Regions from separate parts of the Mus musculus genome. Here all the other regions are linked to region 2. A link is a contact called in ENCODE POLR2A ChIA-PET data. All regions are on one chromosome and are shown on one strand. The core of a region is the stretch at or near the end of the contact, and the rest is flanking DNA. Distances in the headings are between cores, read along the strand shown.

Region 1 (3,279 bases), core at 496-2,995, 210 kb after region 2:
TGGCCAACTTTTCCTTTGTGTTTTTCCATGGCCTCTGGAAAAAGCACTGGTCAGAATTCCTTTTCTCTAGCCTACCTCATCTACCTGCAGTATTTGATTCCTCTCCATTTGTCAAACTCCTATTTGTCCTTCAAACCCCAGCTGTAAAGTTCTCTCCTGTAGGAAGCACTCCCTACTTGTCTCTGATCCACAGTGACCACCCCTCTGCTCTCTTTTGTCTCCTTGGGTTGCTGTATGTGGGTCAAGTTGCGTCTTCCTCAGTCAGGGTAGGAACAGGGCACACATCCTTCAACCCAAATTGTCCCGCCCCCCAGAGGTGCAGATTTCCCGTTTATCCATCATTTTCGCGTCTCTGGGAAGCTTCGCCAGCGTCCTCCTCGTGGGCAGTCTCGGATACATTGGCTTAAACAGGTGACTCTTGCCTTACCCCTCCTGCCTTGTCTGCTAGAGCAGTATTGAGGACACTCACGACCCCAAAGTATAGATCTGTCCTGGTCTAGACGCGGAAACCAAGGCACAGAGGGCCTGGAACCGAATTGCGTTGTGGGCAGAGATGTTGCTGATCTTGAGTGTGCAGGACTCTCATTTGGTCCACATCACACCCTTCATAACAGCGGGGACAAGGAAGCCTCAAGAATACCCTCTCTGATCTGTCACCTTTTGTTCCTCAGGGCCGCCTGGCACTTGTGCCCACCCCTGCCTACACCCTGTGGCAGCACTGCCGTGGAGTTCCCTGGCAGCCAGGGCAAGCAGGTAGATGTTCCTTCGCAGCTTCCCACTGCAGAGTAATGTACTCTGGGCAGTGGGTGTGCTCCAGCTCAGCTTGCCCAAACTGAAGGGCGACAGGTAGATCCAATAGGCAGGAGAATTCTGGATGTCATCTTAGAATCAGAATTTAACGTGGCTTCAACTAAAGGGGAATGTGAAAAACAAACTCAAGGCTTCGGGCTTCAGGCATGGCTGGATCCAGGGGACGGGATCCGTTTCTGTGCTGTAGCTAACCTTGGGGGCCTCACCCTGGCTGTTTCGGTGGACGACTTGGAAGAGGGTCTCCACAGAATGAATGTGCTCCTCTAGGCACTGGGAGGGGGAGGGGTGTTAGGGGTTTTCAGCTACACTGTATCCTGGCCCCGCCTACCAAGTCTTAGTCCCACCCAACGACAGGATTCTTCCCATTGTTTTGGCTCCTCCCAAGTCCTGGAGCAATTACATAGCTCTGCCCACAGCCCTAGCTCTGCCCTCATCCTTTTACTCAGTCCTGGTCCCGCCCACGTCTGCTCCATCACTCAATTTCTGATCCTGCCCCTTTCCCCTTCACTCAGTTTTGGCACCGCCCACACATCCTGCCTCCTCTTGTTCCTGCTGTTTGCTCCATCCCCACCCCAACACTCCTTAATTAGTCCCGGCCCCGCCCCCATCCTGCCCCTTCACTCAGTCCCGCCCCGCCCCGCACTTTACTTAGCCCCTCTCGAGAATTCACTGACTCTGTCCCCCCTCTTTTTAGGCTTGGCAGTGGTGCAACCCTGAGGACTTCCCGGAGGTGTTGTACCCGCGAGATGCGCTGGTGGTCGAGATGCCCGGAGACAGAGGCGACGGGACAGAGTCGCCCCAGGCCGCCCCTGAGTGCGCCCTGGACACAAGGCGGCCCTTGGAGACTCAGAGGCAGAGGCAGGTGCAGGCACTGTCAGAGGCCAGGCGCCTGGGCCTGGCTAGGGAGGACTGTCCCCGTGGTGACCTGGCCCACGTGACACTCCCGCTGCTCCTGGGAGGTGTGACCCAGGGAGCCTCTGTACTTGACGATCTTTGGAGGACCCATAAGACTGCGGAGCCGGGACCGCCCACTTTGGGGCAAGAGGCCTGACTGTTGCATCTCCAGCCTGCTCCCTCCTCAGGAGCCCCTAAACTGCAACAGCTGGTCATAATGGCTGTCCTATTTTATAGATGTGATTCTTGAGGCCCAGAGAAGGTGACTGTCTTGCCTGATGTCACACAGCGTTTGCAGGACGCAGACCCAGGCCTTTCTCCCGGTTCTGTAGCACCCTTCTCTTCTCCCACCCACTCCCTCCAGCGCCTATAGCCACACCGCCTGTGAGGGGAACATGGAAACCTCCAAGAAGGGGAAAGTGCTTCATGCAGCTTTGCTTGGTATCCTCAGGGCAAGGCTGGACCCTATCACTGGTCTGTTTATTTTTGGGGGGGTCCTTCCAGTCTGAGGGGACATGGTCAGTCACAGGCTCAGTTTGCCTCCAGCGTCCTTGGCTGGGGTCACAGAATGACTCTAGAGCGTCATAAATTAGGTTACCTAAAAAGCAGGGCCTAGACATTCACGGGAAGTTTATACGTCTGGACTCAGTTTCCCTATTAGAGTATTGGGCACTTAATAAATGGGCCTTCCCAGAGACTGAGAAACTAAATCTGGCCGTCGTGGTGCACGTCTGTCATCCCAATACCCAGGAGGCAGCTGCAGAAAGATGAGCTTGGACTGCAAAGCGAGTCCGAGGGTAGCCTGGGCTACATGAGACCCTGTCTGGAGGACAGTGTGGACAGTCACCTAGAATTCCGAGATAAGACCTGGGTAGTACAGATAGTTGAGGCGAGAGGCCCAGCTCCCTTCCCATGTGCTCGCCCGCCCGTCAAGAGGACCCTGGGTTCCCTCTTTTCCTGGCGCTACAGCCACGGTAAACGCGCGTCCGTAATGTCTCACTTTGGCCGCTAGGAGGCAGCAGCGACGCGTGTCGCCTCCGCCCGCCCTGCACATGAGGCTCAAATTGGACTTTTCCAGTTTGAACTACCCAAGGTTTGAGAACCCTTTTATAACAAGAGTATGCGAAGCTAGTAGGGCGAGGCCTCCCAGACCTGGAACCTGCGTTATCATAGAAGCTTCTAGCTGGCGAAGGAGCCGTGGTCTCCGGGTCCAGCCACACAGTGGTTACACAAATATTTCGGTTATGGTAGCCCGTTTCCAGTGCTGGGGTATGTTGGGGTTCCTCCAGGGACCCCGGGAGGTTGAAGCAGAGGACACTTCTACGCTTGGGAGAATTTGCCAACACACCTAGAGTCTGCCTGGACTCGGGTGGAGAAGGCAAGACCAGACCTGGGGGTGGAGAGTCAGTCACCAGCATCCAGCCACGTGTGGTGGACAAACTTTCCGTGGAGTATATTTTGTGTCCAACAGGCTCCATCTGGCTTCTGGCTAAGGGAAAGACGGGTGGGTGGCGGACAGAGTGACAGCCTAGAATCCCCCTTAAGGAAGTGGGGGCGTGGCTCAGAGTCAGAGAA
Region 2 (3,273 bases), core at 218-2,717:
CCCATGCCAGGAAGGGTCACTGAGTTTACTGACCATAAATGAGTCCTAACTGCAGGCTCTCAGGGAGCCAGCCTTGCATGGCAGCCCAGTGACCCAGACTTCTCTGTGCCAGGTGATCTGTCCCCTACCCAGGGCTGCACTGGGCAACTCAGCCTCTAGGCAAGCTGCCCCCTCAGGCCCTGCTACAATCCAGGCCTCCACACTCACACCTCAAAGGTGAGTGCTGGGCTCCCAGCACACTTCAAACGTTCCCGCTTCACCTACTTCTCCACACAGGCACCTCGGAAAGGAAGGCCAGCCCAGGCGTGTCCTCACTGGAAGCTAGAGCACAGCCTGTCCACCTGGGCAGCGCACCCTGTATCTTCAATGTGGGGCGTCTAGAGCCAGACCCATTCTGGCTCACCTGGGACTCCGGGAGGTGTCCCGGGACCGCCATGGTCAGGCTCTGCACCTCTCTAGGCTTTGAATCCGCACCTTTGCCTACAAGCGACAGTGGAGTCCAACTTCCACGCAAACCTCCAAAACCCCAACACCCCGCAGGGCATTAGGGTCCGACCCAACCTCTTCAAATTTGCAGCCACAATGAACCCACGTGTCCTGTTTCAAATCTCCAGCTTGGATACTTGGGACTCTGCGGCCCTAAGACCTGAAGCTGTCCTCCAGTGCCATGGTCTCACAGCCAACCCCGAAAGCTCACACCTGTCAGGTTTGTGTGACCCCAGAACTCCCGAGGCCTTACAACCCTCAGATGCTGTGCCTGCCCTGGGCATCCTGTGACCGCTCAAGTCCTAACTCCTGATCTCCCATACACCACCGACTCCCTAGTGAGCCCCTGATCCTGCACCCGATGAACCGCCACGTGACCCCAGCAACCCCTTGGCTCTTGTTTGACCCATTGATTTCCTGTCCCCTCAGGTATTCTGAGACCCCAAGCCCCCTTGGAGCTCTCAAGCTCATGCCCATGCCCTCTATCTCATGTGACCCCCCCACCAAGACCCTGGAACTCGAGTACCTCAATATATTCTGTCCTTTGTGTATTCTGTGACCCCAAAGGACCCTCAGGTCTCGCACACCCACAATCACACACCCTTCTGGTCTCGCGTGACCCCATGAGCCCCTTGATCTCGTGTGTACCCCTGAAATCCCGCACCATTTTGATCTCCAGTCACTCCCCGATCTCCTCGGGATCTCCTGTGTCCCCCCTGAAATCCCGCACCATTCTGGTCTCGCGTGACCCCATGGTCCCCGGTCCCGCGTGGCCCCGCACCGCGCACTCACTTCTCGCGCGCCTGCCCGTCCGAGGGCGCGCAGCCCTTGCTCGCCTTGCCGTACATGCTCCGCACCTGTCAGGCGCGCGTGGCCATCGCTGCCCGCGCCCCGATCCCCGCGGCCATGTCCGCGCGGGAGCTCCGGCCGCGGGTGGGTTCTCGCCGCGCTGCCCTCCCCGGGCTGTTCCGGGAAGCGCGCCACCGCCACCGCGCGCTCCCGCCGCTCTTAAAGTGGCAACGGCGGGAGCGCGGGTGGGCCCCCCCCCCGCGCGCGCGCTGGGAGCGCGCACGCGCAGAGCCCGCGGGGGCGGCACTGCCCACCAATAGGCTGCGCACCAATAAGTACAGACTTCAATACCTCCCCCCAAAGATATTCAAGCCCGGGACGCGCTCCAGCAGTTGCTATTTGTGCAATTGGGAAGCTGAGGCAGGGGGATGGCCGCGAGCTCCAAGCATACCTCGGCTGCGGAGCAAGACTCCCAGTTGTACAGATCTGGGGGTGGGGGTGGGGTGCTGTGGATATCTCCGTTTCGACTCAGGAACTGCACTAGGCTCTTGGGCTCACAGGATATGCGCCCATGACATTCTACTCCCAGGACACTCTCTGCGAGCCAATACAGCGCTGCGGGCTGTGAGGGGCCCTTTTGAGAGAGTTTCATATAGGCCAGGCTTGTCTCAAACACATAAAACAGATAACCCTGAAATTCTAATCCTCCTGCCTCAGCCTCCCTAGCGTTTGCACGACAGGCGTGTGCCACTTAGCCTGGTCTGTGTGCTGTGCACAGAGCCCGGTTTTTTTTTTTTTGTTTTTTTTTTTATGCATGCCAGCGTTGTAAGGACTGAACCCCAGACCAAGCACGTTTTGTTTGTTTTTCTGAAAGTGTTTCTTAACGCGGTAGACAGAGGCAGGAGGATCTCTGTGAATTCGAGGCCAGCCTGGTCTATATGGCGAGTTCCAGGACAGCAGCCAATACATAGTGAGACCCTGTCTCAAAGTCGGAGTAAAAACGGTGTCTCCTGTAGCCCAGGCTGACCTCCAGCTCTCTACTTCACTAAGGCTCCTTGAACAGGTGGTCCTCCTGCCTCCACCTCTGGGTGCACGCTGGGAATGAGAGCATGCTTCTTTCCCCCACTCCAGCGCAGACGCACGTGTATAACACGCGGCCCCGTGAGAGCACGAGGGGTCGTGGCGCATGGGCGTCGGGAAGCATCCAGGCTAAGGCTTGCTATCGCTGCAAGTGTCCCCGGTTGGACACGACGGGTTTAGTGGGGACTTGCTGGAGATTGCGCACAGGTGGGTCGTCAGCACCCGGTGGCGCAGTCATGAGCTCAGGTTTCCTGTGTGAGTGTGACAGCATGCAGGTCACCACGGCGCTAAGTCTCGCGTGGTGTCCCTGGTGCAGGCAGATCCCCTAGCCCGGGCCTCCCCGCCCCCACCCTAGTGGGCGGGCGGGAAGCCGAGCCGCCGTGGTTCCAGGCGCTCAGGAAAGGCTGCCGGGGCGCGCCCCGCCTCCTCCCCCAGGGCTCAGCTGGGCCGACGCCGGCCTTTCCCATTTCCTGCTTGGCCCGCCACCCCCTCCCCCAGCTTCCTCTCCCCGCCGCGGGGCTGGCGACTGCTGGGTGCCAGGAAGGCCGTCGGTGCGCCTGGGCCACCGCGCACTACAGCTCTTTGCAGGCCCTGTTCTCAGCGAGACACAGAGAGGTTGCGAGTGCAGCCGGGAGGCACAGCACGCAGCTCCGAGTTTCCTTCCACCCTCAATTGTGTCCCCAAGGTCTGGAGATGCCCAGGACGCAAGGTTTCCCCTCTCTCAGCCACAAATTTTTGATTCAGTGTCTTCACCCACCCCAACCCCCGGAACTATTTATTGAGCGCCTGCTGTCTACCGGGCCCTGGGGACCCAGCGGGGACACTTTGCTACGACTCCTGGAGAAAAGAGTCAGCTGGGGAAAGCAGGAGACAGAGCCGGACAAAGGGAGGGAGGGCCGGCGGCAGCGAGGACGGTGG
Region 3 (2,875 bases), core at 240-2,739, 180 kb after region 2:
ACCCTGAGCTTCGCCTCCACCTTGGCAGAGTTGAAGTCACAGGGATCCTGCCCTCCTTCCCAGCCCCCTACAGTCACCCAGCAACGGCGGCTCTGACTGAAGGCAAGGAGAGCAGCCCACACAGCCCTCCACCAACGCAGCTCTGTAAAAGTGTCAGGGAGGGAGCGACAGGAGGGGCCCTAAGGAGGCAGGGAGGGTTTTGGGTAACAGAAGGGCAGTTTGCAGGCCAAGATAGGAGGTGCCGCAGGCAGCAAAGGGCATAGGTTTTAGGGAGCTGAGCCCAGCCTGTCTGTTGCTGCAGGAGGCTCTGTTTTCCCCATCAGGACAACCAGAAGGTGCACAAAATCAACACACCCTGTGAAGCTGGCCTTGGGGGACCTATGCTCTAAGAGCCTGCCTACAGGAGGCCACGCCCCCAGAGTCAGCTAAGCCACAGGTGTGGACACAGTACAAACCAGCATTGAGCTGGGGGACCCACCAACTGTACCTGCTCTTCACACAGGGAAATCGGGGCTACCAGCTACCAAGAGGGTAAAGAATTGCCCCCTAGGCTGAAGTGTGGGTGCAGAAGCGGAACCCAAAGGGCCCTGCAAGACTTCCTGTCGCCCCCCCTCTGCACACGACACACACTGGCAGCCACATCCTCTCCCTGCCCTGCTGTCCCATGGTCCTGCACCGGTAGCCAATGAGACTGGTTGGTTCCTTTCCCTTATGCTTAGACAAGACCTTGAAAACAACCATATTGGACGCCTCAGAGAACCTGGATCATCTCACTTGAGCACACATTAAATGCCAACTGCTTACACTGTTCCTTGCTCTAAAAGGCCTGTAAGCCATGGTAGGCACCACACTATCTCAAGGCCCAGTCGAAGCTTTGGATCGAGCACTCAGGGTCCTTGCATCTCAGACTTTTCCCAACTATGCTAACCTAAATACAGAGAAACACAAGCACAGAGAGGTTGAAGAACTACCTGGAGTCACACCGCACGGTAAAAGCTATCTTACAATTAGAACCTGGGTCGACAGTTGAGGCACCATCTCTCTTGGCCTCTGTGCCTTGCAAAGGAGGACCTGGGCCGAGGAGAAGCATGCCTTCTTGGCTGTAGACCTGCCACCCACTCGTCAGTCTGGGCCATGAGTATTTGCATCTGCGCCAACATTTCCGCTGAGTGTCCAGAACAGACTGCTTCATTCTTCCCAAATTCATCGCTTTGCAAGGCCCGAGTCCCAAGTTCAAATACCGGCGTCCACAGCTAGACCCTGCGCCCCAAGCCGTCCCTACCTTTTGGAACGCTGTAGCAGCGCACCCTTGGCCAGGCGGCTGCGGTGCCCCGGGGCCGCGACCGCGGTCCAGTAGCTGGGGTCGGACATGCTGCCGCCCTCCGTCTGCCCGGGCCTCGGCCAGATCGGCCGGATTCGGCCTGAGCCCCGTAGAGCGGCCCAGTGGCCGCGGGCAACAAGGAGCGCGCGCGGTAGCAAGGAGGAAGCCCGGCTGGGAGCCCCGCCCAGTCACGGGGCGGAGCCTGAGGGGGCGTGGCGTCGTGATGGAGGAGGAAGGGGGGCGAGGCGTTGCTACAGTGCTAGGCGGGGCGTTGCTAGGGTCCCCAACTAAGGAGCTTTTGTTGCTACAGCTCTGCCGGAAGCGCTGGGATGGAGCGCAGTTAGAACCCGCCTGTCGGTGCCCAGCATTGCCAGGGCCTTGAGGGACAGCGCGGGGCGTTGCTAGGGCCCCGAGCAGATCGGCGCGGCGTAGTGGACGTTGCTAGGGCTCTGGGACTAACGTGAGCGTTGCTAGGCCCCCTAGCAGCACAGGCAGGGGTTTGCTAGGGTTCTGAGCATAGGGGGCGGGGTTACCTGGCCGTTGCTAGGGCTCTAGGTAGCAAGGGCGGGGCGTTGCTATGGACCTCAGCAACACAGGCAGGTTGTTGCTAGAGCTCTAAGCACCAGGAGAGGCACCCTGACAGGAGAGCGAGGCGTTGCTATGGACCTCAGCAGCCCAGGCAGGGCTTTGCTATGGTTCTGAGCATTGGGGGGGCGGGGCTACCTGGCCGTTGCTAGGGCACTGCGCGGTGAGGGCGGGGCGTCGCTAGGGCCACAACAAGCAGGTGGGGCGTTGCTAGGGCCTGGACGGCGGAGTAGAGCTTTGGCGGTGCTAGTAGTGCAGGCTGTGACGGGTCTGCCCTCTGACTTGGAGGTGTTAGCCCTGCCTGGCTCTTCCCCTTTCCTTCCCATCTGTATGATGTCTGCGATGAACGCAGTGTGCATGGCCACGAAAGCCATTACCAAAGGCGATAAGTCATATATACTACAAACCAAAGGAATATGTCCTTTTCCCCCAGGTCCTAGGTAGCCAGTGGTCATTCTGACAGCACCCGACTCCCTGGACTTTTAGACACCGGATCAGAGCCTTGCTCGGATTTGAAGCTCAGATCCTATATTTGGTGCAAGAAGATAGCTGGGGAAACTGAGGCACATGCACCCAGGTTTTCCCCAACTCATCCTTGTCAAGTCACTCTGAGACTCTGCCACGTCTCCTCCAGGCTCTTTGCCACGTCAGGCGTTTCCCATGCTGCTGGCTGCAGCACAAACCCATATCCAGTCATTTATTCACTTGATAAACATTTATTGAACACTTACAGTTTACCTGCCTCTGGGACATCTAGGGGTGACTTCAAGGTAGTCCTTGATCTCAGATAAGGAGACAGATGAAGAATGTCAAAGAGTAACTTCAAAGAAAGAGGGATATAGCTGTGCTGGCAGAATGCTTGCCTGGCATGGAGGGCTCCATCCCAGCCCTCACCACACTTTTGGAGGTGGTAACACACACCTGTTGTCACAGGACTTGAGGGGTACAGGTAGGAACTTAAGGCCAGCC

What was found. ChIA-PET counts read pairs that join two places held with the same protein, here RNA polymerase II (POLR2A).
Region 1: POLR2A ChIA-PET joins it to region 2 with 11 read pairs in embryonic stem cell. The contact joins the enhancer-like site here to the promoter of Ssbp4 in region 2. POLR2A ChIA-PET finds 5 or more read pairs at or near these places in 4 of 5 experiments (Patski and embryonic stem cell).
Region 3: POLR2A ChIA-PET joins it to region 2 with 11 read pairs in Patski. The contact joins the promoter of Mast3 here to the promoter of Ssbp4 in region 2. POLR2A ChIA-PET finds 5 or more read pairs at or near these places in 3 of 5 experiments (Patski and embryonic stem cell).

What each region holds. Positions count from the first base shown.
Region 1 is chr8:70,819,011-70,822,289 of GRCm38, forward strand. Il12rb1 (interleukin 12 receptor, beta 1) reads left to right here. Exons shown (of 16, transcript NM_008353.2): 14 at 315-411; 15 at 672-753; 16 at 1,505-2,414. The coding sequence ends at 1,861. Among named protein-coding and RNA genes, the nearest start is that of Il12rb1, 12 kb to the left of the region's middle. Within about 2 kb of position 1,746, at least 1 of the 3 ENCODE cell types and tissues checked has a DNase peak (open chromatin) inside an H3K27ac peak, as active enhancers do.
Region 2 is chr8:70,606,847-70,610,119 of GRCm38, forward strand. It overlaps Ssbp4 (single stranded DNA binding protein 4), which reads right to left and starts at 1,468. Exons shown (of 18, transcript NM_001372473.1): 1 at 1,279-1,468. The coding sequence starts at 1,334.
Region 3 is chr8:70,790,944-70,793,818 of GRCm38, forward strand. It overlaps Mast3 (microtubule associated serine/threonine kinase 3), which reads right to left and starts at 1,490. Exons shown (of 26, transcript NM_199308.2): 1 at 1,283-1,490. The coding sequence starts at 1,371.